Regions from separate parts of the Homo sapiens genome. Here region 2 is linked to region 1. The links are chromatin contacts, found by Hi-C or POLR2A ChIA-PET in ENCODE. All regions are on one chromosome and are shown on one strand. Each heading gives the region's core, a stretch centred on a gene start or an enhancer-like site at or near the end of the contact. The rest is flanking DNA. Distances are from core to core; before and after follow the strand shown.

Region 1 (2,757 bases), core at 167-2,666:
AATATTGCTTCCTTTTCCAGAAGCTTTATTCCGTGACTTTTAGGTTGAAGACGCAAACTAAATAAGAGTTGAAAATCAAGGAACTAAATAATAATTCCACTGTACATATACACCCCATTTGGTTTCTCCATTTATGGTTTCCTATAGGTTGTGTTCACCTTTTGGCTCTCGTGAATAATGCTGCTATAAACACGGGGGCACAAATACCTGTTCACATCCCTGCTTTTCATTCTTTGGGAAATGGAGAGGTGGAGTGGGAGAGTCAGTCACATGCTGCCACACCATGAACCTGGAAGGCACGATGCCAAGTGAAATAAGCCAGTCACAAAAGAGAAAGTCTGCAGAGTTCCACTCAGAGGAAATACTTAAGAGTAGTGAAATTGATAGTAGGACAGCGGTTGCCACGGACCAGTGGGAGGGGGATTGGGGAGTTACCGTTTAATAGGCACAGAGTTTCCCTTTTGCAAGATGAAAAACGGTGGGAAATGGGACGTGGCAATGGATGCAAAACAATATCAATGTTCTTAACGCCACTGAACTCACTTAGAAATTGTGAAAATGGTACATTTTGTTACGTATATTTTACCACAGATTAAAACGACTCCACGCTAAGCCTTGTAGCCCTCATGTTTCTCGGGGAGAAACTCTGGGAGAGAGGATAAGCCTTTTGCACAGCGCTTTCCAGAGAATGTGTACAAGAGGCATGGTCAGGAGGAGAAGGTGGGCCGGGCAGGCGAGATGACCCGAAAAGGCAGATCCACTTCGTTAACAAGGTCCACTTTCCTCAGGGATCTCCCGCTAGGTGTGAGCATTCTTTTGTCACAGGAAAGCCTTGAGATTCTCCTTTCCTTTCACAACGCCCTCCCAGTCAAAGACGTCCCTAAGGTTGGGAGCTCCCTGCCTACCCACTCCTTTCTCTTCTGAGCCATATGCCGCATCCCTCAGAACCCCATTCCCTAAGATTCTGCGGTCTTCCATGTTAGGTCCCGGCAACTGCCACACTAACCGTCAGCTGCTCGGACCCCACCCGCCGAACGCCAGAACATGTGGGCGCGGGGGCGGGGGGGGTCGTCCTCAAGCGCCCCGGAAGTCACCACCCCCCGTCGCCAGCGGAGGCGCCCGGGCGGGGCGCGCGGCTGCGATTGGCGGGAAGATGGGACGATGCGTTACGTGCGGAGATGCGTCCCCCTCCCCGGCGCTCCTGCGCGCGGTTAGCTTGGGGAGGGGCGGAGCGTGCGGCCCTGGGCGGCCGTTACCGGGAACAGTGTCTGGCCTCGGGTCCCGTGACCCTCGGCGGAGCTGGCGGGAGGGGGCGGAAGTGGCAAGAGGGCGTGAGGAGGGAAGGAGAGGGAGGAGAGAGAGGAGAGAGAAGGGCGGAGTAGGAGGCAGGGGAAGGGGGCGGGGCGGAAGAGTCACGTGATCCGGCATGGAGGCGGTGGCGGCGACCGGGAGGAGCCGCCGGGGCAGAAGCCGCACTTGTTAGTGTGGGGGGAGGTGGGGGCGGGGGACGCCGACACCGTCACCGTCACCCAGGGACGCCGAGGAGAAGGCGGGAGGGGGGTGGGGGCGAGATCAGGCTCCGACCCCCCGCCGAGGGGATGAGGGGAGCATGGGTGCCAAGGAGTCACGGATCGGATTCCTCAGCTACGAGGAGGCGCTGAGGAGAGGTGAGGGGGGAGGGGTCTGGGCGAGCTGCCTGGGAGGCCCGCGACGGGCAGCCTGGAGGGTGGGTAACCGGGAGGGAGAGGGGAGATTGAGGGCGTGGGGCGCCTGAGGCGGAAGGGAAAGGCGGCCGGCCTTGGGGAGTGTGGTGGAGGAGAGAGGTCGGGTGGGAAGCAGCGTTTGGGAATTAGGGCCGTTTGGAAAGGGGCTTGTCCTGAGAGAGGGGGATCGGCGCTGGCAGGGCAGTGCCCGTGCTCGCTGGTGGCGTTGTGATCCTGGATGTGTCCAGGGAAGTCCTCTCCCCGTTTTCTTGGGCGGCTCCAGCCCATCCAGCCCCCCTCATCCTTCATTGCCATTTTCTCCTATCATTCCTTCATAAAAACCTCAAATAACATCCTAACCTCGTTCCTAACAGCCTTAGCTGGAAGGGGACGAGGAGGCGGCTGCAAAGCGCTCCTCTCTGCTACTGGAAGCCCCTTCGTATCTGGGGAGTCCCTGCCTTTTCCCAGAGCCTATGCCTGTCTCTTGAGGGCTGTGGCCATCCGCTTCTGCCACCCTTCACCGTTTGAGCGGCTGACTTTGATAAGAACGATCTGAAATGAAGTTGTGTTTGAGGTGAGATGAGACTGGACAGCTGGCGTTGGCACCAGACCTTGTCTTAGGTTTCATCTCCTCCGACGTTGACCAAAGCCTTTGACTGCACTTGATGCCCAGTTCTCGCTCCATCCCTCTCCATGAAATGGCATTGGGAAGTCCAGCATTCAGATATTGTGTTAAATCTCCCTTTAGAGACTGGCCTGGCTGCCAGTCCCGGCCTGCTGCTTATTGGCTCTGAGGCACAGTATATTGTTGGCAGCCCCAACCCCCTACCACTCACTCTGATACCGCTGTCCATGATCACTAAAGCACACACTAACTGGAAGTGTCTTGTTGCACAGTTTATGGCCGGAATGTCTTAATTTTTCATGACTGGGATTTCAGTGTGTGTAGATCTGTGTATGCTTGTATTTCTTTTAGACATTTAATGGATATTCTTGGTAAGAAGTGAAAAAACATTAAGAAGATTAGGAGCTAGGCATTATTGTTAACAGGTTT
Region 2 (2,757 bases), core at 167-2,666, 8.1 Mb before region 1:
AGAGATGAGAGAACTGGGCCTAAGGAGTGAAACTGTGTTTTTGTTTGAAACAACTAATGTATTACGAAAACCAAAAAGATAGCCACCGGTAATAGGACAGTATACGAACAGAAATGTACCAAAATTAATGCAGTCACCATGTAAATCCCTGAATAACCAGACTTCACAGTCTTAATATTTTTAATCGAGTTACCCGGATTCTCTATGTGTACTTATTTGTAAAGCCCAACAACCTAGCCTTCCCTCCCCACACACAATTATTTAACTGCTTTAAAACTTTCGCTGCATTGTCTCTATGTAAAACAAAACACTCAGATTCATTCTTTTGAAAATTCAGTTGTGACAAAATTGTTTCGAAAGGATTACATTCTGGGAAATAAATAAAAACACTTTGAGAAACTGTTCCTGATTCAGACCGCACCCCCTTAGACCAGCCAAGTTACGGCTCCCCTAGGGTCATCTTGAGTAAGTGTTTGCTTTCCTCGCTCTGCTAAAAAGACGGATCTCTTGGGAATCTCTCAAGGAGTAGGACGGTCGTCACCACAGGCTCTGAGCTGAAGAGGTTAATAGGTACCGTGTATTTTCTAGAAGAAGGGCAGGAAAATGCCCTTCACTTCACGTAGGCCACGGTCATGACCACAAAATGAAGGGAAGCCGAGACTTCAAGCTACGCCAGTCGGAAGGCCACAGTGGTGGCGAGGAGGCCTCAGGGGGGCAAAATTGGGAAAGGGAGAGAGGTGAAAGGGGACAAGAGGAAATTCAGGAGCCCGACTAAGACCGTCGTGTTGGGGGAAAGATCACTCCGCTATGAAGAGGAAAGGCTACTGCTAGCAATGACGAGTCGTCAAAAGTGGAGAGGAAAACTACCGGCTTACAAGAAGAGCCAGGACCGGCGGACGAGACGATGGCGGACCCCAGTAAAATAGAGCCGTTGTCCTTCAGGAAATGGGGGAGGGTGAGCGAAGAGGCCGCGGCGCGCGGGGGCGAAGGCGGCCGGGGAGGGCCGCGGAGGGCCCAGGGCCCCAGGAGCCGTGGGGTGGGGGCAGCGAGCGCGAGCGGGGCGGCTGGGGAGCCCCGCACCAAAGCCAACGCCCAGACGGCCTTGAGGATGCAGACTCGGAGCCGGGGGCGTGAGGCCTGCGGGGAGGCGCCCGCCGGGCCGGGGAGGGGCAGGGGGTGCGGCCGTCCCCCTGCAGGTCGCTCCCCGTGACGCCATCTTGGATCGGTCCAGCTCCCGCAAACCGGCTGCGAAGCGACGAAGCTCACCTCGCCTGAGCCCCCGGCCGACCCCACTCACCTGGGGACGGGCGGCGGCGGGCGCGAGGCTGCGGGTGCGAGGCGGCGGCGTACCGAGCTCCCTCAGCGCTTTGCTCCCAGCCCCGCTCCACTCTGCGATAGCGGCTAGGCGACAGCTCCACCGGAAACGGCCTGGCCGCAGCCAATCAGCGTTCGGCTACTGACGTCAATGCGCCTCGCTCTGGCCAGAACCGTCGCCTTAGCAACCTTAAGGGCGCAACAGCCCCAGTTCCTCCCCCCTGGTCGCTCTTGGAAGGACCCTCACTCTGCGGTCGTTCGTCTTCCGCCATTCTTTCCATCTTACTCGTCCCTTATCCACAGCAGTTTCCTCACGCCCGCCACTTCTCCTTTCCGCAGTCTCCCTAGCCCGGTTCTCTCCTCCTTCCTGCTCACCTGCCCCTCCTTACCTGTCCCTCTCTGGGTGTCTTGGGTCGCCTTTGTTCCTCCGCCTGCTCTTCGCTCTCTCTCCGCGCAGCTATCGTGCGCTTCCCTCTCGTCCCTCCGCTCCTCTGTCCACCCCACTCTCCCTCCGGCCTCCCTTGACGCCTCTGCCTTTTCTCCCTCCTTTCCACCCCCTCCCTGGCCGACCCACGTGGGGCGTCTCAGATGACAGGTGGGCGACTCCTCCCCGCAGCCCCTGCAAGGGAGGGCCCCGGGCCGGGGCGGGGAGAGTCCTGTCGCTGCCAGCCCCCGGAGGAGGTGGCGGCCCCCGCGGATCTGCAGCAGCTGCGCTGCGGGGCCGAGCGCGGGCGGATGGCCGGGATGCGCTCTCCGGGCCGCGCATCCTGTGCCCGGCCAGCGCCGCCCGGGCCCCGGGCTCAGGTCAGTCATCCGGTCCAGGAAACCTGAGCCCTGCCGAGTCTCCGCTGGGGCCGCTCTCCCCCGCCGGGGGTGCTGTCGTCTGTGCAGGCAACACCGTCCCTGTGGAAACCAGGCACGGGAAAGGACTTTGTCAGGGTCCAAGAGGAGGCCTGAGTCCTTCTAGAACCTGAAGTGCCCCCCCATCACTCCTGACCTCACAGAGGGAGAAGTGCAGAGCGTGCAGATTGTCAAAAATGCCCTGTGACCCAACAAGAAATCGCAGCTGTCCAGACAAGCTGCACTAATGGGGAAAATTCGGAGGAAAAGCGACTTTACTCTTTCAGCCATTTTTTTTTTCCATCAGAGTATCTGTCTAAGGAGGAAGAAAAGGGAGACGGTACAATTTTAGACACATCAAGTCTGTAACTCAATAAAGAAGGCCCATCAAGGAAACATGTCCAAGTGTCTGGCTAGGGGCTGCTTTAGTAGCATTGTATATATTTCTAGGGCCGTGTGCTTAAAATTCATAATGGATTCAACACAATACAAAAAAGCAAAATACACACATATGCAAGTGTCCAGGAGCTGTTGTAGTAACATTGTATATACTTCAAGGGCTGTATGTTTAAAGTAAATCATGAACTCAACACAATACAAAAA

Evidence for each region. Hi-C counts contacts between places; a loop is a spot of excess contacts on that map. ChIA-PET counts read pairs that join two places held with the same protein, here RNA polymerase II (POLR2A). Pooled maps may share reads with other maps.
Region 2: a loop to region 1 is called in a map of CD8-positive, alpha-beta T cell, with 33 times the contacts of the local background. The contact joins the promoter of PRKAR1A here to the promoter of USP32 in region 1. A Hi-C loop is called at or near these places in 1 of 168 maps with a recorded cell type or tissue (CD8-positive, alpha-beta T cell) and 5 of 50 pooled maps. POLR2A ChIA-PET finds 5 or more read pairs at or near these places in 2 of 52 experiments (GM12878 and activated T-cell).

The regions. Positions count from the first base shown.
Region 1 is chr17:60,390,792-60,393,548 of GRCh38, reverse strand. It overlaps USP32 (ubiquitin specific peptidase 32), which reads left to right and starts at 1,416. Exons shown (of 34, transcript NM_032582.4): 1 at 1,416-1,667. The coding sequence starts at 1,610. RefSeq lists silencers at 946-1,265, 1,376-1,595, 1,626-1,685 and an enhancer at 860-1,701.
Region 2 is chr17:68,511,089-68,513,845 of GRCh38, reverse strand. It overlaps PRKAR1A (protein kinase cAMP-dependent type I regulatory subunit alpha), which reads right to left and starts at 1,416. Exons shown (of 11, transcript NM_002734.5): 1 at 1,298-1,416. RefSeq lists silencers at 946-1,455, 1,876-2,235 and enhancers at 1,526-1,615, 1,369-1,942.